Linked DNA regions of Homo sapiens: region 2 is linked to region 1. The links are chromatin loops, found by intact Hi-C in ENCODE. Cell type or tissue: sigmoid colon. All regions are shown on one strand. Each heading gives the region's core, and the rest is flanking DNA. Links, peaks and the distances in the headings are about the cores only.

Region 1 (5,375 bases), core at 290-5,289:
TTCCTTTTTTTGAGATGGAGTTTCGCTCTTGTTGCCCAGACTGGAGTACAGTGGCGCGATCTCCACTCAGTGCAACCTCCGCCTCCCGAGTTCAAGCAATTCTCTCGCCTCAGCCTCGAGTAGCTGGGATTACAGGCATGTGCCACCACGTCTGGCAAATTTTTTTGTATTTTTAGTTTCTCCATGCTGGTCAGGCTGGTCTCGATCTCCCGACCTCAGGTGATCTGCCTGCCTCGGCCTCCCAAAGTGTTGGGATTACAGGCGTGAGTCACCGTGCCTGGCCTAATTTTTATATTTTTAGTAGAGACGGGGTGTCACCATGTTGGCCAGGCTGGTCTTGAACTCCTGACCTCAGGTGATCCACCTGCCTCAGCCTCCCAAAGTGCTAAGATGACAGGTGTGAGCCACAGCACCCAACATGTCATCCTTCTTTAATGGTTCAGAATTGCATTTAAAAAATCAGCTTGAGGTGTACAGTTAAACGTGCCACTTTTACATGTACAATTCTGTGACCTGTCCTTTGCACAAAAGCCCCTCAGTTCACCTCTGTACCTTGATAACCATTTGCTTTCTGTCTTTTTAGTTTGTGTTTTTTGCAATTTGATATAAATGGAATGATAAAATCCTTTTAATCTGACTCTTTTCACTTAATATGATGTTTTTCAGATTCTTCCATATTGTTGCTTGTATCAGTTAATTATTTTTCTCCCCTCCCGTCTCCTCTTCTCTTTCTGGACACAGAGTCTCTCGCTTTGTCATCCAAGCTGGAGTACAGCGTTAGGATTATACAAAGTAATTGTGGTTTTTGCTGGCAAAATGCGCAATTACTTTTGTACCAACCTAATAGCTCACTGCAGGCCTGAATTCCTGGGGTCAAGCAGTTCTCTTGCCTTAATCTCCTGAGTAGTTGAGACCGCAGGCACACACCACCACACCCAGCTAATTTTTGTAGAGGCAGAGTCTCACCATGTTGCCCAGGTTGGTCTCAAACTACTGGGCTCAAGTAATCCTCCTGTCTTGGCCTCCCCAAATGCTGGGATTACAGATGTGAGCCACTGTGCATGGACAGTTAATTCTTTATTTTTGAGTGGTATCCCATCTTACATATGTGAACATCAGTGTGCTTATACATTTCCCCTCTGGATGCACATTTGAGGGGTTTCCACTTTTTGGCTATTATGAATAGAGTTGCTGTGAGTGAGTGTGTAAAAGTCTTTGTAAAGATTATTTTTCTTCTGGATGATGCATAGAATTGGGATTGCTGAGTCATATGGTACATGTTTATTAAAACATTGCCGAATATTTTTCGAAGAGACTTTACAAAATATGGCTTAATTTTTTTTATATTCCCGAAAGGATTAATTTTTGAAACATATTTTCCTGGATACATTAGGCACACTCCCCTTAATTTAATAGTGTTTTGGTTTTTGTTTTGTGTTTTTTTTTGAAACGGAGTCTCACTCTGTCACCCAGGCTGGAATGCAGTGGTGCAATCTCAGCTCACTGCAACCTCTGCCTCCCAGGTTCAAGCAGTTCTCCTGCCTCAGCCTTCCTGGTAGCTGGGATTACAAGCGTGCACCACCATGCCCAGCTAATTTTTGTATTTTTAGTAGAGACGGGTTTCACCATGTTGGCCAGGCTGGTCTCGAACTCCTGACCTCAGGCGATCCACCCACCTTGGCCTCCCAAAGTGCTGAGATTACAGGTGTGATCCACCGTGCCCGTCCAATTTAGTAGTGTTTTATGAAGTCACCATCTCTTTCATACCTATTAGTTAAGGTATGCTTATGCTTAGGGTGTTAATGAAAGCTAAGGATGCTTATTTAAATGCAGATTCTTTCTTTTGGTTTTTTTTGAGATGGAGTCTGCTCTGTTGCCCCAGGTGGCATACAGTGGGGCGATCTCAGTTGCAATCTCTGCCTCCTGGGTTCAAGCAATTCTGCTGCCTCAGCTTCCCAAGTAGCTGTAATTACAGGCGCGCACCACCAAACGCAGCTAATTTTTGTATTTTTAGTAGAGACCGTTTCACCACGTTGGCCAGGCTGGCCTTGAATTCGTGACCTCAAATGATCTGCCCACCTTGGCCTCCCACAGTTCTGGGATTATATGCATGAGCCACTACATCCAGCCTATTTTTATTTTTATTTTTATTTTATTTATTCTATTTTTTTTTTTTTGAGGTGGAGTCTCTGTTGCTGGGCTGGAGTGCAGCGGCATGATCTTGGCTCACTGCAATCTCCACCTTCTGGGTTCAAGCGATTCTCCTGTCTCAGTCTCTAGAGTACCTGGGACTACAGGCGTGCATCACCACGCCCAGCTAATTTTTGTATTTTTAGTAGAGACAGTGTTTCACCATGTTGGCCAGGATAGTCTTTATCTCTTGACCTGGTGATGTGCCACCTCGGCCTGCCAAAGTGCTGGGATTTACAGGCATGAGCCACTGTGCCCAGCCTCTGTTTTTATTTTTTAGAGACAGGGTCTCGAACTCCTGAGCTCGAGTGATTCTCCTGCCTCAGCTCTCAAAGTGCTAGGGGTATGAGCCACTTACTCCTGGCCCTAAAATGCAGATTCTTGAGTCTCATCACCAAAGATTGAAACGTGGGTAATGTTGGAGAGCCACATGGTAATATGGCATCAAAAATAAGTTTTTATTAATGTATTTATTCAGTTACTATTTCTTGTGCTGTTTGTGGCGCTTTGCATTCACACGCCGTTGTGTTTCCCTATGCTTGCGGTAGATGCCAAGGCTTTTCTGGGCCCCTTTCTTTGCTCGCCACCTAGTGGTAACAAGTAGGAATCATCAGAAGTTTTACCAATGAAGGAGCTTCATACGAGGAAGGATAGAAAACATCCAAAGTCTGTTGGTGGCCAACCATATACTCCGTATATTTTTGCTGTATGAACAAATTCCCCTTCCTTTTGTATTTTTGGAAATACTATTTATTTGTGAGACAATACATTTTAGAACCTGTAAATTCTTAATCTTTCTCTTAAACTGACAGCTCATTTTTTTTTGCTGGAAAATAGTTAGGTGTGCCTAATTACCTTATTTAATGAGAGGTGCTTTCAGACCACACTAAATTATATTAGATAGTATATGAAGTCTTTCTCACTCCACCTAACTACCTTCTGGAGTCTTTGTATTGGCTCTTAGTTTGGTTTCCTTTACATGTTTTTGGCTTTTTACTCATATTAGTTTTGATGATTATGAAATTATTTTTGTTAAAATGTTTTTTTCGCAGTAGCTTGACAGAAAAAAACTACTTTGAAAGGAATATGTTAAGAAAACTTCAAATTTGTAAGGTCTGACTTTTCCTTTTCCCATACAGAAATGGTGGAGTCAATGAAGAAAGTAGCAGGGATGGATGTGGAGCTGACAGTTGAAGAAAGAAACCTCCTATCTGTTGCATATAAGAATGTGATTGGAGCTAGAAGAGCCTCCTGGAGAATAATCAGCAGCATTGAACAGAAAGAAGAAAACAAGGGAGGAGAAGACAAGCTAAAAATGATTCGGGAATATCGGCAAATGGTGAGATTGTTGTGCCATCATCCCCCCTTATCCACAGTTTGAGTTACCTGTAGGACGGTACACTTAAGATTTTGAGAGAAAAGGAGACTACATTCATATAACTTGTATTACAGTATGTTATAATGTTTCTGATATTGATCTTTGTGCCTGGTTTATAAGTTAAACTTACCCGTGGCTATGCATGAGGACAAAACATAGTCTGTATCAGGTTTGGTATTTTCCATGGTTTCATCACATCCACTGGCAGGTCTCAATGGATCCCTCTTGGATAAGGGGGAACTATTGTATTTTCAAGCAAAATGATGACTGTTTTTTAAAAAAATATGGTGGGTTGGCCAGGCGCGGTGGCTCAGGCCTGTAATCCCAGCACTTTGGGAGGCTGAGGTGGGCGGATCACGAGGTCAGGAGATCGAGACCATCCTGGCTAACATGGTGAAACCCCGTCTCTACTAAAAATACAAAACATTAGCTGGGCGTGGTGGCGGGAGCCTGTGGTCCCAGCTACTCGGGAGGCTGAGGCAGGAGAATGGTGTGAATCCGGGAGGCGGAGCTTGCGGTGAGCCGAGATCGCACTGCTGCACTCCAGCCTGGGTGACAGAGCGCGAGACTCCATCTAAAAAAAAAAAAAAGCACCCAAAAACCAATATATTGGGTTAATTTGTCTGATTCCTCTTTTTTTTTCCCTGAGGATTATTTAATGAAGTTATTTTACTTACTGTGGGTGTATATACATATATAAAATGTTTCTTATTGTAGGTCTTGTTAAAAAAAAGTTGGACAGCCATCACTGTAATGCAGCAGTTTTCAATTAGAGGTGCTTTTGTACTTCAGAGAACGTTTAACAATGTCTAGAAATACTTTTGATTGTCACAACTTCTGGAGGGTGTTCCTAGCATCTAGTGGGGTGGGGACTGGGGTGCTGCTAACCATTCTACTGGGCACAGCACGGGCCCCACAACAAACTGTCGGGAGTGCTGCTGTTGAGTAACCGATTCTAGTAGAAGAGACAGGCACGTAAATACAGGAAAGAACAGGGAAGAGAATTACAGGGCAGGTGGAAAGTGAGGTTGGTTGGGGGAGGGAAGGGTGGGGGAACCACAGTTACTGACTCGCCAGCTGTACTGGGCACTGTCCTGAGTAGAGAAATATTTTTGTTACATGTATTTGTGCAAGGTAGTACATGAAATCTTTAAAATGGCACTGGAAGGGGGAGGTATTATCCCAACTATGAATGCACAAACCAGGGTTTTGGGTGTTTGACATACCTGAGGTCACATAGAAAGTTGTGAGCTGGGGCCTTCCGTGGTGGCTCATGCCTGTAATCCCAGCACTTTGGGAGGCCAAGGCGGGCAGGTACCTGAGGTGAGGAGTTCGAGAGCAGCCTGACCGACATGGTGAAACCCCGTCTCCACTAAAAATACAAAAATTAGCCAGGCATGGTGGCGGGCACCTGTAATCCCAGCTACTCGGGAGGCTGAGACAGGAGAATCGCTTGAACCCAGGAGGTGGAGGTTGCAATGAGCCAACGTCGAGCCACTGCACTCCATCCAGCCTTGGCAACAAGAGGGAAACTCTGAATCAAAGAAAGAAAAAGTAAAAAATAAAGAGTCCAGATGTCCTGATGAGTCCCTAAATAGAAATAATAAGAGAAGAGGAACTGAAAAAGGAAGCCACGGGCCAAGAGTGGAGTGTTGCAATTCAGACTTCTAGTATGGAGCAGCATGGTCATGGGTGTGGACAAGTGAAAGTCTAGGAGTAGAGAGCAAAGAACTCTGTTGAATGGAACATGGCTGCACCATACCTTGGTGTGATCTCAGGTATTGGGTGGGTTTGCTGTAGATACTCA
Region 2 (5,375 bases), core at 74-5,073, 72 kb before region 1:
AGAGACGGGGTTTCACCGTGTTAGCCAGGATGGTCTTGATCTCCTGACCTTGTGATCCACCTGCCTCAGCCTCCCAAAGTGCTGGGATTACAGGCGTGAGCCACCGCGCCTGTCCAACCTGGCTAATTTTTAAATAATTTTTGTAGTGATGAGGTCTTGGCTGTGTTGCCTACGCTGGTCTCAAAATCCTGCACTTAAGTGATCCTCCCACCTCAGCCTCCTAAAGTTCTAGGATTACAGGTGTGAGGCACCACGCCCAACAAAATTCATTTTCTTTTTTTTGTTTGTTTGACACAGAGTCTTGCTCTGTTGCCCAGGCTGGAGTGCAGTGGCGTGATCATGGCTCACTGTAGCCTTGACCTTCCAGGCTCAAGCCATCCCCCTACCTGAGTGTCCTGAGTAGCTGGGACTACAAAAGTGTGCCACCATGCCCAGCTAATTTTTTAAGTTTTTTGCAGTGACAGCCATGTTGCCCGGGTTGGTCTTGAACTCCTGAGCTCCAGGGATCCACCTGCCTCAGCTTCCCTAAGTGCTGGGGTTAGAGATGTGAGCAACCGTGCCCAGCTAAAACTCATTCTCTATGGAGAATGTTTACTAGTTGTTATTATTAGAGAGTTGTTTATTACTTCTTCAGGAAACCATAATGTGAAAAATCCAATGAAAATAGTTTGCTGTTTTGGGTGCTTAGCCGAGTGGGAGTTAAAGGTTTGCATTCCTAATTAGAAACTTTGTGGCCGGGTGCAGTGGCCCACACCTGTAATCAATCCCAGCACTTTGGGAGGCCGAGGCGGGTGGATCACTAGGTCAGGAGATCGAGACCATCCTGGCTAACACGGTAAAACCCCGTCTCTATTAAAAATACAAAAAAAATTAGCCAGGCATGGTGGCGGGTGCCTGTAGTCCCAGCTACTCGGGAGGCTGAGGCAGGAGAATGACGTGAACCCGGGAGGCGAAGCTTGCACTGAGTCGAGATTGTGCCACTGCACGCCAGCCTGGGGGACAGAGCGAGACTCCGTCGTGGTGTCCCACACCTATGATCCCAAAACTTGGGGAAGCCGAAATCCTAACAATCCCGGGAGTTCACCAGTCTGGGCAACGTGGTGAAACCCCATCTCTACAAAAAATACAAAAATTAGCCGGGCGTGGTGGCGTGTGCCTGTATTTGAAGCTATTCGTGAGGCTGGGTGGGAGGCTTGCTTGAGGCTGAGGCTGCAGTTAGCTATGATCATGCCACTGCACTCCAGCCTGCGTGACACAGCAAAACCCTGACTCATTTTTTTTTTTTTAAAGAAACTTTGACTCTTGTTTGAATTTACTCGTTTTGTTTGACTGTGTTCATTTATTTTCCTTGAGTTTTAGAATCTCAGCATAGAATAAATCCATTCTGAACTATGGTATGTAGGGCCACCATACACACTCGTGTCTTAGGAATTTTAAGCGTTTGTAATATGTTCTTTCTCTGGATCCTCAGTGTGTTATCAGATGTTGAGTGTTTTAACCCTTTATTTCCCCAAGCATTTTTTTTTTAATGACCTGTTTGCTTCATAGCGAACAGTCTAGTTTCTGTTTTATTTACGATCTCGGGAATTGATTTTTAAGCAGTTAGCCCCTTAGTTTTTCAGTTCAGCTTCTTGGTTCTTTTACCTTTTAGCTGTCAAAGATAAAATTGAGATCACCTATCTTAGATTTAAAAAGATACCAGAGGCCAGGCACTGTGGCTCATCCCTGTAATCCCAACACTTTGGAAGGTTGAGGCCGAAGGATTGCTTGAGCCCAGGTGTTTGAGACTAGCCTGGGCAACATAGTGAAACCCCATCTCTACAAAATATTTAAAAATTACCCAGATATGGTTGAGCGTGCCTGTAGTCCCAGCTGCTCAGGAGGCTGAAGTGGGAGGATTACTTGAGCCTGGGAGGTCAAGGCTGCAGTAAGCTGTGATTGTGCCACTGCACTCCAGCTTGAGCGACACAGCGAGACTCTGTCCCAAAAACAACGAAAACCACAACAAGAGATAGTTTTTCTTCTTCGGAATTATACATTCTAGATGTGAAGAGAAAAAATGTGTGAGCTCAGTGCAGACACAAGCTCTCTCCACCTTCTGAACAGCAGCAGGGACCCATGAAAAACAAGAGCTTGCTACATTTCCTGAGGTTGAAAAGTAGATGCAGGCCAGGCGCAGTAGCTCACACCTGTAATCCCAGCACTTTGGGAGGCTGAGGTGGGTGGATCACCTGAGATCAGGAGTTTGAGACCAGCCTGGCCAACATGGTGAAACCCCGTCTCTACTAAAAATACAAAAAAAAAAAAAAAAATTAGCTTGTCATGGTGGTGGGAGCCTGTAATCCTAGCTACTCAGGAGGCTGAGACGGGAGAATCGCTTGAACCCGGGAGGCAGAGGTTGCAGTGAGCAGAGATCACGCCACTACACTCCAGCCTGGGCGACACAGTGAGATTTGGTCTCAAAAAAAAAAAAACATGCAACAGAACCTTGAGGCTTACACTGCTCTGTAAATGGGGTAGCGACAGAACATATTTGGAGAATGCAGTGAAAGCCCCCGTCGTTGATCAAGTATGAGAGCACGTCCTGATCAGCCTAGTCTCCTGGCCTCCTCATCCTTCCCTGGGGCTGTAGTGATGGGCATCTTTCTTCCCAGGGGATGTTTCAGCTTCCAAATGTGATGTTGGTGTGCTGTGAAGAGAAGGGGTTATTTTTTCTAGAGTTTTTTTTGCTGATTAAATCTTGACTAAATGTGTATGAGGCATGCATGAAAGCTCCATTTCGGCCAGGCACAGTGGTGGGCTCCTGTAGTCCCAGCTACTCAGGAGTTTGTGGTGAGAGGATCACTTGAGCCCCGGAGGTCAAGACCAGCCTGGGTAACATAGTGAGATCCCAACTCTAAAAAAAATAAAAATAAAATCTGCATTTCATTTCCAGTGTAGTACATCATTAAATAACAGCCTGCTCTGTTTTTTCCAGGGGTGAGCCCCTCCAGACTCCGAATAGGAGATCAAGAGTTTGATTCATTGCCTGCTTTACTGGAATTCTACAAAATACACTATTTGGACACTACAACGTTGATAGAACCAGTTTCCAGATCCAGGCAGGGTAGTGGAGTGATTCTCAGGCAGGAGGAGGCGGAGTATGTGCGAGCCCTCTTTGACTTTAATGGGAATGATGAGGAAGATCTTCCCTTTAAGAAAGGAGACATCTTGAGAATCCGGGACAAGCCTGAAGAGCAGTGGTGGAATGCGGAGGACAGCGAAGGCAAGAGAGGGATGATTCCAGTCCCTTACGTCGAGAAGTATAGACCTGCCTCCGCCTCAGTATCGGCTCTGATTGGAGGTAACCAGGAGGGTTCCCACCCACAGCCACTGGGTGGGCCGGAGCCTGGGCCCTATGCCCAACCCAGCGTCAACACTCCGCTCCCTAACCTCCAGAATGGGCCCATATATGCCAGGGTTATCCAGAAGCGAGTCCCCAATGCCTACGACAAGACAGCCTTGGCTTTGGAGGTACATAACGTGCACAATGTAGAAAGAAGAGATCTGCTGCAGGGTCTCCTCTCGGTCCTCTTAGAGCTTTGTAGCAATGCTGACTACAGCATTGGGATGTTGTAGATGGCAAGCCGCTAAGCACTGATGTTGGCATTGAATGTTGGGTTTTCTCTTCTTCATAGAAAACCTGTTTGGGAATGAGTAAGCTTAAAACTGTATAACTGAATGTTCTTAATTGATCTACTAAACACACTTGGACTACTTTAATAACACCACCTGAATTCACAGGAATTAACCTCAAATGTTTTTCCTCATCTACATCCTCATCTGTTTCTTGCTTTCTGTTTGTCGTTGTCTAAAAGAAGGTGGGTTCAGATGGATTTGAGTGTAATAAGTGGTCTCTATCAAAGCACTTAAATGGAATTTTCCCGCAAAAACTTGTTTTTGCTTCAGGGGACTTGAAGTTCCTTACCACTAATGTTCATTGAGTAGAATCCGGGAGGAAATAGGCCTAGTAGAGGTTTGAAGAGATGCACACCCAGAAGTCCTCATTCCGAGGAGTGGCAGGTGCACGGGTCTTTCTAAATCATTCAAAAAGCCAGTTCTTCCTCAGGAATTAATTTTTGCCTTTACTGATGAAATATCTTTGGCAGCCCACTTCCTTCTGGCCAGCCATTACATGGTGTTAATTCCTTTATTCCTCTCTTCCACGCTCACACCTTGCTCTCCTACCTCCTTCCTTTCTTCTTCCTTCCTCCCTCTCTCCCTTCCTTTCTTTTCAGAAGAATTGATGGTTCAGTGTAAAAGCTAGTACAGACTGGGCACAGTGGCTCACACTTGTAATCCTAGTGCTCTGGGAGGCTAAGGCAGGAAGACCACTTGAGACCAGGTGTTCAAGACCAGTCTGGGAAACATAGACCTCAGCTTTTTTTAACAAAAAGTGAAAAAAAAAAATCACCAGGCGTGGTGGCATGCACCTGCAGTCCTGGCTTGAATGAGAAATGGAATGTATGTTGTCAGAGTTATCACTGCCTCTTGTTCCCATTCCCTGTTTGGAGGAAAATAGATTTCTACCCTCAGGTCTTCCTGTGAGTTCAGATGACGGTAACATCTGGCATGGTGCTGTGTGTATGATGGATCTTACTCCTTTTTATTTTCTTTTTTTTTTTTCCTCTCTGCTTTTTTTTATTTTTATCTGGCCTTACTGAGTCACTAGATGTAACTCTTGACATTTATTACAGACTTTATTAGCACTGGGTTGAAGTAAGTATGAAAACATGGAACAAAGGCTGGGCGTGTGGCTCATACCTGTAATCCCAGCACCTTGGGAGGCCGAGGTGGGCAGATCACTTGAGCTCAGGAGTTGGAGACCGGCCTAGGCAACATGGCAAAACACCATCTCTACAAAAAATTAGCTGGGCATGGTGGCACGTGCCTGTGGTCCCAGCTACTTGGGAGGCTGAGGAGGGAGGATCACCTGAGCCTGAAAGGTCATGGCTGAAGTGAGCTGAGATCATGACACTGCACTCCAGCCTGGGCGACAGGGTGAGACTCTGTCTCAAAAAAAGAAAAAGAAAAAAAGCCATGGAACAAGCCAGCTGACCCAGGAGAAACCAGTTATCATGTGAATTTTGCTTCTATTTGCATTTCCTTTCTCAGAGATTTAATCATGCCTGCCTTAATTAGAGGCTTTACTGCTCAAAAAAATGGTTGAGCTTCTCTACCTGCTGTGAAACACAAATCTCATTAAATAAAGATTTGAGTAGAAAACTAGTTTTATGATTTTAGTAAGTTTTCCTTTTTGATTTGGGTATTGGGTTTTTTTGGATTTTTTTTTTTTTTTTTGGTTCTTTTTGAGACGAAATCTCACTCCATCGCCC

The links. Peaks named below come from ENCODE experiments on the same cell type or tissue, not always from the same donor. Only the 100,000 strongest peaks of a DNase experiment are listed, where the experiment ranks them.
Region 2: a loop joins it to region 1, with 2.7 times the contacts of the local background. A loop is called at or near these places in 12 of 110 quality-filtered maps.

What each region holds. Positions count from the first base shown.
Region 1 is chr17:1,363,013-1,368,387 of GRCh38, reverse strand. It overlaps YWHAE (tyrosine 3-monooxygenase/tryptophan 5-monooxygenase activation protein epsilon), which reads left to right. Exons shown (of 6, transcript NM_006761.5): 2 at 3,330-3,529. Among named protein-coding and RNA genes, the nearest start is that of YWHAE, 35 kb to the left of the region's middle. In sigmoid colon, for the core only: a CTCF peak has its summit at 2,795 (motif pointing left); DNase peaks (open chromatin) are centred at 2,737 and 5,212; H3K4me3 peaks cover 358 bases; H3K27ac peaks cover 363 bases.
Region 2 is chr17:1,434,758-1,440,132 of GRCh38, reverse strand. CRK (CRK proto-oncogene, adaptor protein) reads left to right here. Exons shown (of 3, transcript NM_016823.4): 2 at 2,978-3,513. Among named protein-coding and RNA genes, the nearest start is that of CRK-AS1, 13 kb to the right of the region's middle. RefSeq lists an enhancer at 1,084-1,378. In sigmoid colon, for the core only: no CTCF peak of the experiment used is centred there; no DNase peak of the experiment used is centred there; H3K4me3 peaks cover 419 bases.